Linked DNA regions of Homo sapiens: region 2 is linked to region 1. A link is a loop called in an ENCODE intact Hi-C map of the cell type or tissue named here. Cell type or tissue: Calu3. All regions are shown on one strand. Links, peaks and the distances in the headings refer to the core of each region. The heading gives the core; the rest is flanking DNA.

The links. Hi-C counts contacts between places; a loop is a spot of excess contacts. Peaks named below come from ENCODE experiments on the same cell type or tissue, not always from the same donor. Only the 100,000 strongest peaks of a DNase experiment are listed, where the experiment ranks them.
Region 2: a loop joins it to region 1, with 28 times the contacts of the local background. A loop is called at or near these places in 10 of 110 quality-filtered maps.

What each region holds. Positions count from the first base shown.
Region 1 is chr10:133,434,382-133,442,717 of GRCh38, reverse strand. No RefSeq gene overlaps it. Among named protein-coding and RNA genes, the nearest start is that of SPRN, 14 kb to the right of the region's middle. RefSeq lists an enhancer at 4,825-4,874. In Calu3, for the core only: no CTCF peak of the experiment used is centred there; a DNase peak (open chromatin) is centred at 4,757.
Region 2 is chr10:133,604,837-133,613,172 of GRCh38, reverse strand. No RefSeq gene overlaps it. Among named protein-coding and RNA genes, the nearest start is that of FRG2B, 18 kb to the left of the region's middle. In Calu3, for the core only: a CTCF peak has its summit at 4,160 (motif pointing right); no DNase peak of the experiment used is centred there.

The sequences.
Region 1 (8,336 bases), core at 151-8,150:
CGAGGACTCCGCTGCAGATCCTGCCTCAAATTCTATCAGATAAGGCAACGCTGGCTGCATCTTCCAGAGAGGGAACCTGGGACCGGAAGAGGCAGAGGGGCACCTCAAGCCCCACAGCTGCTGAGTGGCAGCTCTGAGAGGAAGTCAGTGGTCATGAGTCACAGGAGCCATGGGCAGTGAGGGGCCCAGCTCACCGGGGAGATGGCAGCATCAGAGACGGGGGATGTGCAAAGGTGAGGGCTTCGGCCACACTGGGTCTGACTTCACTAAGATCTGGCCCGAAACCTCCTGGTGCACAGCTTCACGCCACCCCCGACGGACGCCCAAAGCCCCAGAGCGAGCTCATCCATGGGGGACCAGCACAGCGGCCGGCACCGCAGAGACTCCTGACCCCTCCCAATCCACAGGTCCGAGGTCACAAACCAAGGGTGGGTCCGGGATTTGACTTCCAGCCCCTGTCCCAGAGCCCACACTCTGAGGAGCTCTGCTGCCCCCATAGTCTTTTCAGAACAAAACTGCACATTTCTGCTGGCCTCACATAGGCACTGAGCCGGCTGGGGAGGGAAAGGCACAGAGGGTCTGGGCAGCCCAGGCACAGAGGCAGGGGAGGCGGTGGACGAGCAGTGCAGGCTGAGGGTGGGGGCTGCCCTCCCAAGTCCATCCTGCAGGGTTCTTGGTCCAGGGACGTCCTTGGGGAGTGGCAGGGTGGGCAGAGCAGCCGCCCCTCATAGCATCTACTAGCTGGCCAGCCTCCAAGGCCCCCATGGCCCAGGGCTGGAGGGACCCCCCAACACACCGCCTGCCACGCCCCAAGCTCAGCTCTGCGGTGGTTCGTTGTCAGCCGTCCCCGGCCCAAATGCGTTCACAAAATTACCCAGCTTGTTTACCAAACTGGCTGAGCTTCACCTTGAGGTTAAGTGGAGGATGCATGGAGGGCTCACCTGAGGCACTTAGGGTGCAGATAAGCAGGAAAAGCCCAACCACAGTGCACACGAGTAGATTTACTTTAAAACAGGGCGAGGAGGAGGAGAAATAGGAAAATAGGACAAAGGACTCAGGTGGCCAAGAATGTTACCAAACAAAAACCAAGCTGCTGGGTCACCCACTGCCCACCATGACCCAGTCTCCATGGACGGCTGGCCCCCGGCTCTGTTGGGAACCAGTGGGTAAGGGCGGCTGGAACCTGAGCTCACAGCCCCGTCGGACCCTGACCCAGACCCCGACAGACGCTGACCCAGACACCGATGGACCCCGACCCAGACCCCGACAGACGCTGACCCAGACACCGATGGACCCCGACCCAGACCCCGACAGACGCTGACCCAGACACCGATGGACCCCGACCCAGACCCCGACAGACGCTGACCCAGACACCGATGGACCCCGACCCAGACCCCGACAGACGCTGACCCAGACACCGATGGACCCCGACCCAGACCTCCATGGACGCTGACCCAGACACCGATGGACCCCGACCTAGACCCCAATGGACCCCAACCTAGACCCCGATGGACCCAGACCTAGACCCCAATGGACCCCAACCTAGACCCTGATGTACCCTGACCTGGACCCTGATGGACGCTGACCCAGACACTGATGGACCCCAACCCAGACCTCAATGGACGCTGACCCAGACCACAACAGACACTGACCCAGGCACTCATGGACCCTGTCCCAGGCACTGGGGTTCCCCACAGGGATTCACACCCGGTGCCCCATCCTTAGGTCCCTCCCTGCATCCCTCCCTAACCTTCCCCCAGACCATAACATAAGGAGACCCTGGAGAGGCTGAGCCACTCTTCCAGGCAAATATCCTTCAATCCCACTGCAGGGCGGGCATCTGCAGAAGGCCAGGTTCGGAGACCGGACGAGGCTGCCCATGCTGAATACAGCCCAGCATGCAGGGCCGACGGGGGCTACAGCCTTGGCCTCCCGGAGGAATCTGTCCCCTGCTCCTCCTAAGAGGCTGTGAGGAGAGGGAGGGCAGTAGACCAGGTGCAGGAGCCTCCGGTTCCCCTTCGAACGCAGTGGCTCCAGGCTGGCGGAGCTGTGTGGCTCCATGTGTCTTCTATGGTGACCTTCAGGTGTCATGGGGACCCACAGCTGGGAGCTGCTGACACAGCCTGCGTGTAGGTCAGAATCACATGTATCTGCAACAACTGTTTCAGTAATGACTGTCAGTCCTGCTGGCAAGGTTGTAAAAATCTGGGATGTTCACCCTGTGCAGTGGACACTTGCGAGTCCTGAGCTTCACTCTCGGGACCAAAGTAGAAACACACAGAGGCTGAGGCATGAGGCCTCTTTCCACACTCAGGTATTGGCCCGGCCATGTGGCGTGGGCCTCGTGCTGACCGAAAGCCTGCAGGCCGTGGGGCCCCTGCATGCAGAGCTCATAGGCACAGACACACAGTCACAAGGACAGATGCCAGGGCCGTCCAAGCCCAGGGTGACCCGGCTGCCCCGGGGTGGTGCATGGCCTGGGGGTCTCTCTGGGATGCCTTTGTCTGCAGTGGAGACAGGGCAGGAACAGAGGGAGGAAACAGCCAGGTGCTCTGAAAGCAACATGCCGGTGGGGCTGAAGGTAGGGATTTTCAGAAGGTGGCAAAGCCAGCCCTGACCCCAGTAGAACTCTGAAGACAGTGAGCCAGGGAAAGCCAGGGGGGCCAGACTTGGACACACCCAGACCTCCTCTGTGAGCCAGGGAAAGGCAGGGGGCCCGGACTTGGACACACCCAGACCTCTGAGAGCAGAGGGACAGACATCAGGGAATTGCCCGAAGGCCCCCGTACTAAACAGAGAGACCCCAGCCCCACCAGATCCCTAGACGGTAGATGGCAGCCACTGACACCTCCAGGCAGGACCCCGGAAGATGTTCCTCTCAGGAATCTGCGTGATGCTGGCAGGCGAGGCAGGGCCTCCGCCAGCCAGATGACTCTGCCACGGCCTGGTCAGCATTTTGGATCTCTCCAGTGTGGGCTGACAGCCAACAGTCACCAGACATCAGACGAGAGCCCCTAACAGGGGAGATAGACAGAGGCTGAGAGAATGAGAAGAGGCTGGAAGACACGGAGACAGAGGGCGGTGAAATCCGTGAATATCCTCACGGACATCAGAACATGCAGTTTGCACCCTTGAAACAATAGAACACTACGAGAAAAGAAAGGAAAGACAGAGTCAGAGAAAGAAAGACAGATAACCCACAAATTGGAAATAGGATGCCAGAAATAAACTCAAGAAGGACTGGAAGAAATCACTCAGAAAGTTAAACCAAAATGTGATATGGAAAATGGAGATTAAGTATGTTTTACAATTAGCCCAGTAGATCCAATATCTAAGCAGGAGAGAGTTCCACATGTCCAGAGAAAACAACTTACTAATTCAGAGCCTCCCTTTCCTGGAGGACAACAGGATGCGTCTGATCTTCTTAAAAGCAGCCGGGGGTAGATGTGAGTGAGGAGCTGCTGGGCTGGGGGCAGGAGCCAATGGGCACCAGGGAGGCAAGCCCAGCACTCGGGCCCCATGCCAGTTCCTCCAAGTCCTCCCAACACAGTGGCCCTGGAAACCCACATCTATGCCCCCGAGGAATGAGGATAAACCCGACAAGCCCCAGCCCCTGGGTCCAGGACAACCCTGAAGCTTCAGTTGGAACATCAAGTGTAGACTGAATTGAGTCACGTGGTTCTAGACAACTACCGCCACCATGTGTCCAGAAAAAGTAAAAACAAGCAAAAATACTCAAGGTTGCATCAAAGCAAGCTCTCATCAGTCCCTCAAGTAAGTCTCTAAGCACAGTGCTCAGCACACAGCGGAAGATAACCAGGCCTAGAGACGGTGGGAAGAGCAGGCATCAGACACCAACAGACAGACTCGAAACTGCTGCACTTACAAGATCCAAGGAGGCAGAACAAGCAACAAGTCAGAAGGGTATGGAAGGCAGGAACGGCACCGCCACCTTGGCCTAACTGATGTTTACAGAACACTCCATCCAAAAACAGCAGGGTACGCATTCTTTTCAAGTGCACATGCAACATTTACCCCGACAGACCCATATTCTAGGCCGAGAAATGTGTCTCAAACTTAAAAGAATTGAAAGTAATACACAGTAATTTGCAGGGACCAGTCCTACAGGGTCTGTGGGTTTTTCTCCTCATGTGCAGAGACGAGAGATCTTAGAGATAAAGACACAAGACAAAGAGATAGACGAAAAAATAGCTGGGCCCGGGGAACCACTACCACCAAGACATGGAGACCGGTAGTGGCCCCGAATGCCTGGCTGTGCTGTTATTTATTGGATACAAGACAAAGGGGCAGGGTAAGGAGTGTGAGTCACCTCCAATGATTGATAAGGTCACATGAGTCACATGTCCACTGGACAGGTGGCTGAGGCGGAGAGAGAGAGAGGGCAGCTTATGCCATTCTTTCTTCTATGCATTTCAAAGACTTTTAGTATTTTCACTAATTCTGCTACTGCTATCTAGAAGGCAGAGCCAGGTGTACAGGGTGGAACATGAAAGCAGACCAGGAGCGTGACCGCTGAAGCACAGCATCACAGGGAGACGGTCAGGCCTCCGGATGGCTGCAGGTGGGTTTGACTGATGTCAGGCCCTCCACAAGAGGTGGTGGAGTAGAGTCTTCTCCAACTCCTCTGTGGAAAAGGAGACTCCCTTTCCCGGTCTGCTAAGTAACGGGTGCCTTCCCTAGGCACTGACGCTACCACTAGACCAAGGTCAGCCAAGTAACAGTTGTCTTCCCAGACGCTGGTGTTACTGCTAGACCAAGGAGCCCTCTAGTGGCCCTGTCCGGGCGTGACAGAGGCTCACACTCTTGTCTTCTGGTCGCTTCTCACCGTGTCCCCTCAGCTCCTATCTCTGTATGGCCTGGTTTTTCCTAGGTTATAATAGTAGAGCGAGGATTATTATAATATTGGAATAAAGAGTAATTGCTACAAACTAATGATTAATAATATTCATATATCATCATATCTATAATCTATTTCTAGTATAACTATTCTTATTCTATATATTTTCTTCATTACACTGGAATAGCTCGTGCCCTTAGTCTCTTGCCTCAGCACCTGGATGGCTTCTCGCCCACAGTAATTAAAAAGAGAAATCAACAGAAGAAAATGATTTATGGGAAATATTTTGATATTTGGGAAAAATACAGTTCTAAATAACCCATCGTCAAAGAAGAAATCAAAACAGAAGTTAGTAAATGTTTTGAAATGAAAATAAACACAACATATCAAAAAATTACTGGATTTTACTAATGCAGTACTTAGAGGAAAATGTATAGCACCAAACACCTATAAGAAAAGAAAGGTCTTAAATCAGTTACCTCAGTTTCCACCCTAAGAAACTAGAAATGTAATAACAAATTAAGCAGAAAGTGATCAAAATAAATAATAAAGATCAGAGCAGAAATCAATAAAATAGAAAACAAAAATGGCAATAGAGAAAATCAACAAAACCAAAAGCTAGTTCTTTGAAAATATCAATGAAATTGGGGCCAGGTGTGGTGGCTCACACCTGTAATCCCAGCACATTGGGAGGCCAAGGTGGGCAGATCACCTAAGATTAGGAGTTCGAGACCAGCCTGGCCAACACGGTGAAACCCTGTGTCTACTAAAATTACAAAAATGAGCTGGGTGTGGTGGCAGGCACCTGTAATCCCAGCTACTTGGGAGGCTGAGCCAGGAGAATTGCTTGAACCCGGGAGGTTAGCTGTCACTGAGCCGAGATTGCACCACTGCACTCCAGCCTGGAATACAGGGCAAGACTCCATCACAAAACAACAACAACAACAACAACAAACCATCTGATTAGAAATTGCAGAAGCAAAGATAAATTCAAGGCACAGCAGCAGAAACTACCAAAAAATGAAAAAGAGAGAAGAGAATAATGTTTTAAGTGAAACAGAGTATCAGTGACAACTGTTGGATGACTCCAAGCAGATTAATATACATGTAACTGAATCAACAAAGAAGAAGAGAGAGCAAAGATATTTGAAAAACTAATGGCCAAAATTTTTCTAACTTTGAAGGAAACTACAAACTCCTAAGTCCAAGTTGCTCATTGAATCTCAAGATAAGAAACATAAAGAAAACTACACGGAGGCACATCATAATTAAATTGCTCAGTACCAGTGATCAAGGGAAAATCTTAAAAGCAGCCATTGTCTCAAGAGAAGTAATGCAAGCAAGAGAACAGTGGAACCAAAAGTTTTAAAGACTGTAAGAAAAAAAAACTGTCAATCTAGAATTCTGTACACAGGAAAAATATCTTTTTTTTTTTTTTTTTTTTTTTGAGATGGAGACTCGCCCTGTCACCAACGCTGGAGTGCAGTGGCGAGATCTCGGCTCACTGCAACCTCTGCTTCCCGGGTTCAAGATATTCTCCTGCCTCAGCCTCCCGAGTAGCTGGGATTACAGGCGCACACCACCATGCCTGGCTAATTTTTTGTATTTTTAGTAGAGACGGGGTTTCCCCATGTTGGCCAGGCTGGTCTAGAATTCCTGACCTCAGATGATCCACCCACGTCATCCTCCCAAAGTGCTGGGATTACTGGCATGAGCTACCACACCAGGCCAAAAATATCTTTCAAAAACAAAAGTTAAATGAAGAATTGTTCATACATACAAAAGATGAAGGAATATATCATGAGCAGACCAAAAGATGAAGGAATATATCATGAGCATTACAAAAAATATTTAGAGAAACCCTCCAGGTAAAAGGCAAATGATGCCAAGTGGAAATAAGGATCTATAAAAAGAAATAAAGAGCACAATGAATGCCAATAGGAATAAATGCACATCACTTTTCCTTATTATTTAAAAGATAAGTATCTGTATAAACAAAAATAATAACAATTTATCGTGGAATTTATAACACATGAACATAAAATGCATGACCACAGTAGCACAAAGGCCAGTAGGAGAGAAACGGAAGTACACTATTGTACAGCTTGTAAAATATACGTGAAGAAATAACATATCACTTGAAGGTAGAGGATGACAAGTTAAAGGAATACACTAACCCTAAAACAACCACTAAAGTAACAAAAGAAGGAGTTACAGGTCATAGTCAGCAAAGGAGATAAAATGTAATCAGAAAAAGGGAAGTAAAAGATGACAACGGGAACAAAAATCAGACAGGATAAATAGTAAACAAATAGTAATGTGGTAGATAATAAGTGTAATCATATTAGTAATCACATTAAATGTAAATGGTTAAATACCACAAATAAAAGACAGAGATTATCAGACTGAATAAAAATGCAAGACCCAACTATAGGCTGCCTACAAGAAGCACAATTTAAAAAGAAAGACAGAAGTAGGTTTAAAGTAAAATAATGGTAAAAGGTATATCATGCACTATTTAAAGAAAGCTGCAGTTAATATCAGACAAAGTAGATTTTAAAACAACAAATATTACCAGGCATAAAGCAAATCATTGCATAACTATTAAGGGGTTAATTCTTTAGAGGGACAAAATCATCCTAAGTAGGTATGCACCTAATAACCACCTAAAAATACATGAAGCAAAAACAATATAACATCAAGGAGAAAGAGACAAATCCACAATTAGAACCACAGATTTCAATAAAGATTGAACATCACTATTAACCAGCTTACCTGATTGACATCTACAAGATGTGCCACCCAATAACACAAAATGCACATTCTTTTGGGAGAACACAGATCAATTACCAAGATAGACCCATATTCTAGGCCATAAAATAAATCTCAAATTTAAAACAAAGTATGTTCTCTAATCTCAAGGGAATTAAAATAGAAGTGAACAACAGTGAAATGTCTCCAGAAAATCTCTGAACATTTGGAAACTAAATAACACATTTCCAGATCATCTGGAAACTATCTAATAATGGAACAAACAAACCCTGGATATGCCTCAAAAACACTGTGCTGAGCAGAAACTGGAGACGAAAGAGAGGACGTTGTGTGTTCCACTTATATTACATTCTAGAATGAACAAAACCTATGAAGGAAAGAATCTCAGCAGTGGTTGCCTCAAGGTTGAGAGTCAGGGATAAAGTGGGAAAGGGTATGCAGGATGTCTGTGGGGTGACGGAAGTTGGCATCCTGATGCGTCTGGGTTCCAGGCACACACACACATTTATCAAAACCCATCACCTCAACACTAAGCGCATTACTGTGTAAACTGTGCCTCCACAGAGAAATTTAGAAAGGGCTAAAGAATTCCTACAAATCAATAACTAAAAGATGACCCCGTTGGGAGAAATGTACAAAAGACACACAGAAGCAGAAACACACATTGATACCAAATCTGTGGGACAAGCAGGAAAATACGAGTCAC
Region 2 (8,336 bases), core at 70-8,069, 170 kb before region 1:
TTCAAACAGCAGTCCCCTGAACCTCCAAGTTTCCCACAAAGTGATTGTTCTTTCCCAGCCTTATTTCGCCAGGGGGCTGTGCAGGGTCCCAGCCCTGGCCTGGGACCATGGAAACTGCTGGAACCAACGGGGAGAAGTCCTGTGAGGAAAGCCACAATTGGGGTCAAGCTCTAATTCTTTTGGCCATTTCTCATGAGATTACAAAGTGTTGTTAGCTTTGGGGTCTTTTCTGATAAGTAAAGAGAATTCTAGGAAGGTTTTCTCTCCTTAAAGCTTCAGACGTGTGCATCCACCATCTAACTTCCTCCTGGACATTTCCACCCCCCATGGGCAGCTCATATTAACATGTCAACATGATCCTTCCCCTCTCAGTCCTTTCTTCCTCATTCCCCTGTGCTCCTTCTCAGAACCAGCCACTTTGGCCAGGGCAGTAGTCCAGCCATAGTCCTTTGTTCCACCCTTTCTTTTGCTCGTCCCACATTCAATAAATCACCAAGCCCTGATTTCCTAGTGATTTTTATTCTTTTGTGAGATTTTATCATGGTGGTTAAGATCCTTTCACTTCTAGATGTAGGACTCCCTTAAGCATTTCTTGTAGGGCTGAGCTAGTATGATGATCAAGGTTTGCTTGTCTAGAAAAGACTATTTCTCCTTCATTTCTGAAGGACAGATTTGCTGGCTATAATATTCTTGCTGGCCAGGTTTTTTTCCTTCAGCACTTTGAACATATCATGCCATTCTCTCCCGGACTGCAAAGTTTCTGATGAAAAATCTACTGTTAGTCTTATTGACATTCCTTTATATATTACTCAATACTTTTGCTGTTTCTAGAAGTTTCTATTTCTCTTTGACTTCTGACAATGTGACTATAATGTACCTTGGAGAGGACCTTTTTGTATTGAATCTATTTGGAGATATTTGAGCTTCTTGTATCTGGATGTTCATATCTCTCCCTAGACTTGAGAAGTTTTCAGTTATTATTTCCATAAATGGGTTTTCTATCCCTTTTTCCATGTCTTCATCTTCTTGACCTTCCATAAAGTGAATATTTATTAGCCTACTCTTGTTCCATAAGTCCCATAGGCTTTTTTCATTTTTAAAACTTATTTTTTTGTCTGAGAAGGTTATTTCAAAAGATCTGTCTTCTTCAAAGTCAGGAATTATTTCTCATGCTTAGTCTAGTCTATTGTTGAAGTTCTTGATTGTATGTCTATTTCATTAATTGAATTCTTCAGTTATGAGACTTTTGTTCACTTTATGACATCTATCTCTTTGTTGAATTTCTCCATATTAGGAATTGTTTTTCTGGTTTTGTTGAATTGTCTCTTTATATTGCATTGTTTCTTGCTGAGTTTCTGTGAGATCATTATTTTGAATTACTTTTCATGCATTTTGTAGATTTTCTTTTCTTAGGGGTCTGCTACTAGAGAGAGAATTGTGTTCCTTTTAAGGTGTCATGTTTCCTTACTTTTTCGTGTGTCTTTTCATGTTTCTACATTGGTGTCTGCATATTTCATGGAATGGTTGCTCTCTTATTTTATGGAGTAGCTTTCATAGAGAAAGCATTTTTCCTGCAGATGTATCCTATAATGTTGATTGGATAGGGTGTTTTGGCTTTGGTTCTGAGTGGGCACAGTAGTGTAGTCTCTGTAAGACTTCTTCTACTGTGTTCAATGTCAGCAGTGTCTGCAAATGCCTGAGTGGCCTAGATTGTAGGTGTTTTGGGGGGATATGGCATGTCTTTTCTTGGGGCAGAGGCTGCTGGGTGGGCAAGTCCTTGAGCACAAGGGGGAAGGGGGCAAGCAGGCACATGGTGGCTCTGCCACTGGAATGGGTGGGGTCACCAGCATTATCAGGCCCAGGTGGAGGGGGCATGTGGATGCTGGACAGCTCTGCTGCAGGCGTGAATGAGGAACAACAGTTTTTACTGCTGAAAGAAAAGATCTGTCAATGCTAAATCCTATATCTGGTGAAGCCATCTGCTGGGGTGATTGAAGGGGTGGCCTGCCCCTCCACACCTGTGGGTATTTCTCGTCGGGGAGGACGAGAGACTGAGAAAAGAAATAAGACAGAGACAAAGTATAGAGAAACAACAGTGGGCCCAGGGGACCGGCACTCAGCACACCAAGGACCTGCACCAGCACTGGTCTCTGAGTTCCCTCAGTTTTTATTGATTATTATTTTCATTATTTCAGCAAAAAGGAATGTAGTAGGAGAGCAGGGTGATAATAAAAAGAAATAAGACAGAGACAAAGTATAGAGAAACAACAGTGGGCCCAGGGGACCGGCACTCAGCACACCAAGGACCTGCACCAGCACCGGTCTCTGAGTTCCCTCAGTTTTTATTGATTATTATTTTCATTATTTCAGCAAAAAGGCATGTAGTAGGAGAGCAGGGTGATAATAAGGAGAAGGTCAGCAAAAAACATGTGAGCAAAAGAATCTATGTCATAATCAAGTTCAAGGGAAGGTACTATGCCTGGATGTGCACGTAGGCCAGATTTATGTTTCTCTCCACCCAAACATCTCAGCGGAGTAAAGAATAACAAGGCAGCATTGCTGCAAACATGTCTCACCTCTCACCATAGGACAGTTTTTCTCCTATCTCAGAATTGAACAAATGTACAATCGGGTTTTATACCGAGACATTCAGTTCCCAGGGGCAGGCAGGAGACAGTGGCCTTCCTCTATCTCAACTGCAAGAGGCTTTCCTCTTTTACTAATCCACCTCGGCACAGACCCTTTATGGGAGTCAGGCTGGGGGACAGTCAGGTCTTTCTCATCCCATGAGGCCATATTTCAGACTATCACATGGAGAGAAACTTTGGACAATACCCAACTTTCAAGGGCAGAGGTCCCTGCGGCTTTCCGCAGTGTATTGTGCCCCTGGTTTATTGAGACTAGAGAATAGCAATGACTTTTACCAAGTATACTGCTAGTAAACACTTTGTTAATAAGGCACGTCCTGCACAACCCTAGATCCCTTAAACCTTGATTTCATACAACACATGTTTTTGTGAGCTCCAGATTGGATCAAAGTGGTTGGGTCAAAGTGGCTGGGGCAAAGTGGCTGGGACAAAACTACAAATTAACAACATCTCAGCAAAGCAACTGTTTAAAGTACAGCTCTTTTTCAAAATGGAGTCTCTTATGGCTTTCCTTTCTACATAGACACAGTGACAATCTGATCTCTTTTTCTTTTCCCTACAGGTGATCAGACCCAACACCAGGCCATGGTGGCTACAAAGTCTGGCAGAGTCAAAGGAATGAGAAAAGGCTAAGAGTGCATAAGGTTGGTCCAGGGGGCCAACGCTAGTATGGAGGCAGTGAAGGCCCTGAGCTCTGGGAGCCCACACTATTTATTGGTGATCAAACAAAGAAGCAGGTGGTGAGGACGTGCGGATGTGGGGGTAGAAAGGTAGTGGTGCATCAAGCGTAGCTGTGACGGTTTAGCATTTTCTTTGAAGTACATGGAACATGCTCTGCTACGTGAGATAATGGAGAACATGTTCTTCCAACTCAAGATACAATCAATTTACGATTCTGGGAGAGCAAGAAGCAAGGAGCCAGCAAGTCGGTGCACATTCAAAAGGCCACGAGGGGTTTTATGGTCTGAGCCCTGGATTCCATCAAAGCCACAAGGGGTTTTATGCCCTGAGCTTAGATTGTGGTGCCACAGGGCAGCCTTCCACCCTTTGGCACAGAGCTTGGTGTTCCAAAGGCCATGAGGGGGTTTAGACCCTGGACCCAGGACATGTTCCAAGACTCTTTTACATTATGACAGACAAGCTAGTCCTGCCTCAGCTCTTCTACCAACATGTCTCCCTTTTATTTTTGCAAAACTGCCACAGCTATCATTGCTTGTTCTCTACAGGGGCTTCCTGTCCAGAGGCAGCTTCCACATCTGCAGACTAAAAGGAGACAGCACAACCACACAGTTACTAGAACAAAGTTTACAAGTGTAGAGTTTCCAATGGTCTTAATCCATTTAAGAGGATAGATTGCAGACAACTCATCAGCTGCCTTGTTTAAAATATCAGTGCCAGGGGGCAGGGCCAAGTGAGCCTGAGAGGCTTCAAAAACCTGCTCTTTCAGTTTTACAATATTGAAGGTGAGATTTTCCTCTCTGCCCTCTAGATGGCGTTTAATTCTTTCCCATTGGTGTTCTGTCTCATTGTAACTATGAGGAGTAATGCAAAAATCGGATATATTCCAAACACAACGCATTTGAATTCTAGTTTCTAAACTTAGGATGTGATCCCCCATCCAAATTACTGTCTGACAGAGATCACTGATTTGACTATCTTTTGATCTATTTGGGCCTGAGAGTTCCATAATTTCGTAGAATTCTTTTGCCATTTATCAACAAATTCAACAGTCTGCACAGATGAGTGTAAAGCCACACCAGCTACTGCAGCAGTAGTGGTAACAGCAATGAGGCCAATTATAGCAAATACAAGAGCAACTGTGAATCTTTTTGAATGGGATAACAGGTTTTTAAGAATCTCAGTTACAATATGAATGGATGGTGATGCATCCCGTGGTCTATTTAGAGACACAGGGATCCAAACTCCTTCTCTGGCTCTAATTAACAAGAAAGTTTGATTTTTATCAAAGGTTGAGTTAATGCAACTAAACAAGTGACATTCGGGGCATGTGATAGAATGGGTATTTATGTCAAGAATAACATTTCCTATTGCTAACATAAAAGGTGGCTGGACACAACTTTGAATCCAAAAGGTCTGCCACAGACAGTACTGCCAGCATGGCCACCTTTAACTTACTAGTTGTTTTTGGTTTGTTCTGTGCTCTGAGGTTGGCCTCTGCCATCTGTGCCAGTTTGACTTGGCCCCATGTTGGAAGATCCACCTGGCGAGTATTCACAGTCTTTTTCTTTGTCTCTGAGATGTTCATTCATGCCATCACTTGTATAGGGAGCTCTGGCTCTTCCCAGGGTCCTCTCTTCCTGGTGTGGCTCATGATGGATCTTCAGATGTTTGGTGGGCACCCACAGACAACTGATTGTCACCTGGAGAGACAAAAGCAAATCCTCTTCCCCATGTAATTATTTTTCCTTTTTCCCACCTTTTTGTATGTGCATCCCTCCACCATATATCTTGTCCAGCCTTTTATTTTCCTTTTGTCCTGTCAGATGTTGTTCAGCTGCAGTCATGGGTTGATCTTTTTGTAAATTTAAAATAAAGCTAAGTGTAATTGCATATGTGGGGATTTATATGTCTGATTTCCCCCTTTTTGTTTTTGTATTTGAGTTTTTAAGGTATGATTAGCTCTTTCAACTATTGCTTGTCCTTGTGAGTTTCATGGAATTCCTGTAGTATAAGTAATATTCCACTGCTGAAAAAATGCAGTCATGGCTTTACTGCAATACCCTGGGCCATTATCAGTTTTTATTTTTTTTGGAATTCCCATAACTGCAAAGCAAGATAAAAGATGTCTTTTAACATGAGCTGTAGCTTCCCTGTTTGACATGTGGCCCAGATAAAATGTGAATAAGTATCTACTGAAACATGAACAAAAGACAATTTTCCAAAGGCGGGAACATGTGTTACATCCATCTGCCAGATGGAATTTGGAGATAAACCTTTAGGGTTAACTCCTGCTCCTTGATGTGGTAGATGTAAAACTTGACAGGCAGAGCAGTTTCCTTAGCCTGTTTCCATGATAAATTATATATTTTTCTCAGACCTGTGGCATTAAGATGGGCTAAAGAATGGATTGTCTGTGCATCATCAAAAGCTGCAGAAACCAGTGCATCTGCCCTTTGATTAAGTTTAGTCAAAGGGCCTGGGAGGTTAACGTGTGCTCTTATGTGAGTGATATAGAAAGGGGAGTGTCTTTGTTGTACTGCTTGCTATAAAGAATGAAATAAAAGATTAAGTTGTTCATCAGTCACATTGTGAATTAAAGCACATTCAATATTTTGTGTGGCTTGTATCACATAAGCTGAATCAGAAACAATATTAACTGGCTGTTTAAAGGTTTTTAACACCATAATTACAGCCATAAGTTCAGCCCATTGAGCAGATGTGAAGCCAGTTTGAAAAACTTGTTGTTGAGGTCCTACAAATGAGTCTTTTCCATTACCAAACCCGTCAGTAAAAACAGTAATGGCCCCTTCAATAGGGGCTTTTTGAGTAATGGAAGGCAATATCCATGATGTTAACTTAAGAAACTGGAATATTTTGAATTTAGGATAATGTCTATCAAGAACACCAATAAAACCAGCCAAATTAACTTGCCATTCCTGGGAATTAATATAAGCTTGCTGAATTTGTTGTTTGTTTAATGAAACTATAATCCGATTTGGATCATATCCCATTAACTCTGTTGTGTGCAGCCTTGCTTGTCCTACTAGTAAAGCAATTTGATCTAAGTACAGGGTGAGCGTTTTAGTTGCATTGTGAAGTAGAAAAAGCCACTCAACCAGATCATTCTGTTGAACAATAACTCCTGTAGGTGAACGTTTAGTGGGAAAAACTAAAAACTGTAATGGCTGTGTAGGGTCAATTCGTTTCACCTGTGCTTTTTCTTCAATTAATTGAAGTTCTTCTAATGCTTCTTTGGATACAGAGCGTTTACTATTAAGCTCAGAATCACCTTGTAAGGTAGCAAAGAGGTGAGACATACCATAAGTAGAAATGCCTAATGTGGGATGAATCCAATTAATATCTCCTAAAAATTTTTGAAAACCATTTAGAGTTTTTAAATTATCTCTTCGAATTTGAACCTTTTGAGGCTTAATATAACTTTATTCTACCTTCACTACTAAATATTGAAAGGGGGTAGAAGTTTGGATTTTATCAGGGGCTATGATTAACCCTATTGCCATTACAGCCTTTTCTAATTGTTTGTAGCATAACATTAATTCCTCCCTAGTTTCAGCTGCACATAAAATATCCATGTAATGGATACTATCACATTTTAAAAATTGTTCTCTAACTGGCTTAATAGCTTGTCTGACATAAGTTTGACAAAGAGTTGGGCTACTTAACATGCTTTCTGGTAATACTTTCCAATGGTATCTGTCCACTAGTTCTTTGTTATTTACAGCAGGAACAGTAAAAGCAAATTTTTCATAATCTTGGGTAGCTAAAGGAATAGTAAAGAAGCAATCTTTTAAATCTATCACTATGAGAGGCCAGTATCTAGGAATCATAGTTGGGGAAGCCAGCTCTGGTTGCAGCATGCCCGTGGGTTGAATTACAGCATTAATAGCCCTTAAAGCTGTTAACATTTTCCATTTACCTGATTTTTTCTTAATAACAAGCACAAGAGAATTACAAGGAGAGAAAGTAGGCTCTATGTGTCCCTTTTGCAATTGTTCCTGCACCAATTCTTTTAAAGCCTCCAGTTTTTCCTGTTTCAGCAGCCACTGCTCTACCCAAACTGGTTTGGCAGCTAACCAAACAAGAGGAATGGGAGCCAGAGGCTCAGCAATGGCCTCTCCTAAAAATGATACCCTAATCCAGTTCGATCTGTGTGCCCTTTTAATTCTAAAGGTTCTGGTTGGCCATTTTCATTTTTTCCTAGTACTTTCCCCAGGAGATATCCCATTTTTCTCATCATTTCTTTACTGTTATTACTATACTGATCCACAGGAATAGATATTTCAGCAACCCATCATTGTAATAAGACTCTACCCTATAGATTGACAGGAATAGGTGTAAATGGGTTGAATTGTCCCTTCTTGGCCATCCAACCCTTGGCATGGCAAAATTAAAGAACTTTGAAAAACTTCTGAGGCAGTCTCTATGCCAACAATACCCACTGAAGCCTTTTCTTTGGGCCATTTCGGGGCCATTGATTTAAAGCAATAATAGAGACATCAGCTCCAATGTCTACTAATCATTCAAAGTCTTTACCTTGAATGGTTATTGTACAAATAGGTCTTTTGTCAGACACTTGATTAACCCAATAGACAGCCTTTCCTGCTGGATCTGTACTACCAAAGCCTCCTGTTCTTTTTACTGTACTACTTCCTAGCTTGGTGTAAGGTAATAGTAATAACTGAGCAATTCCTTCTCCTGAGGAAGCAGACACGGAGTTGAGGAACTAATAACTAATTGAATTTCTCTGGTATAATCAGAATCAATTATTCCTGTATGTACAGTGACACCTCTTAAATTTAAACTAGACCTTCCAAGCAATAGCCCAACTGTTCCCGAGGGTAAAGGGCCCCTAACTCCTGTGGGGACCTTCTTTGGTGGCTCCCCAGGATGTAAGGAAATGGGAACTGTGCTGCAAAGATCTGCAGCGGCACAGCCTGCTGTGGCAGGGGACAATTATTGTACATTTGTAACGGCACTGACTGTGCC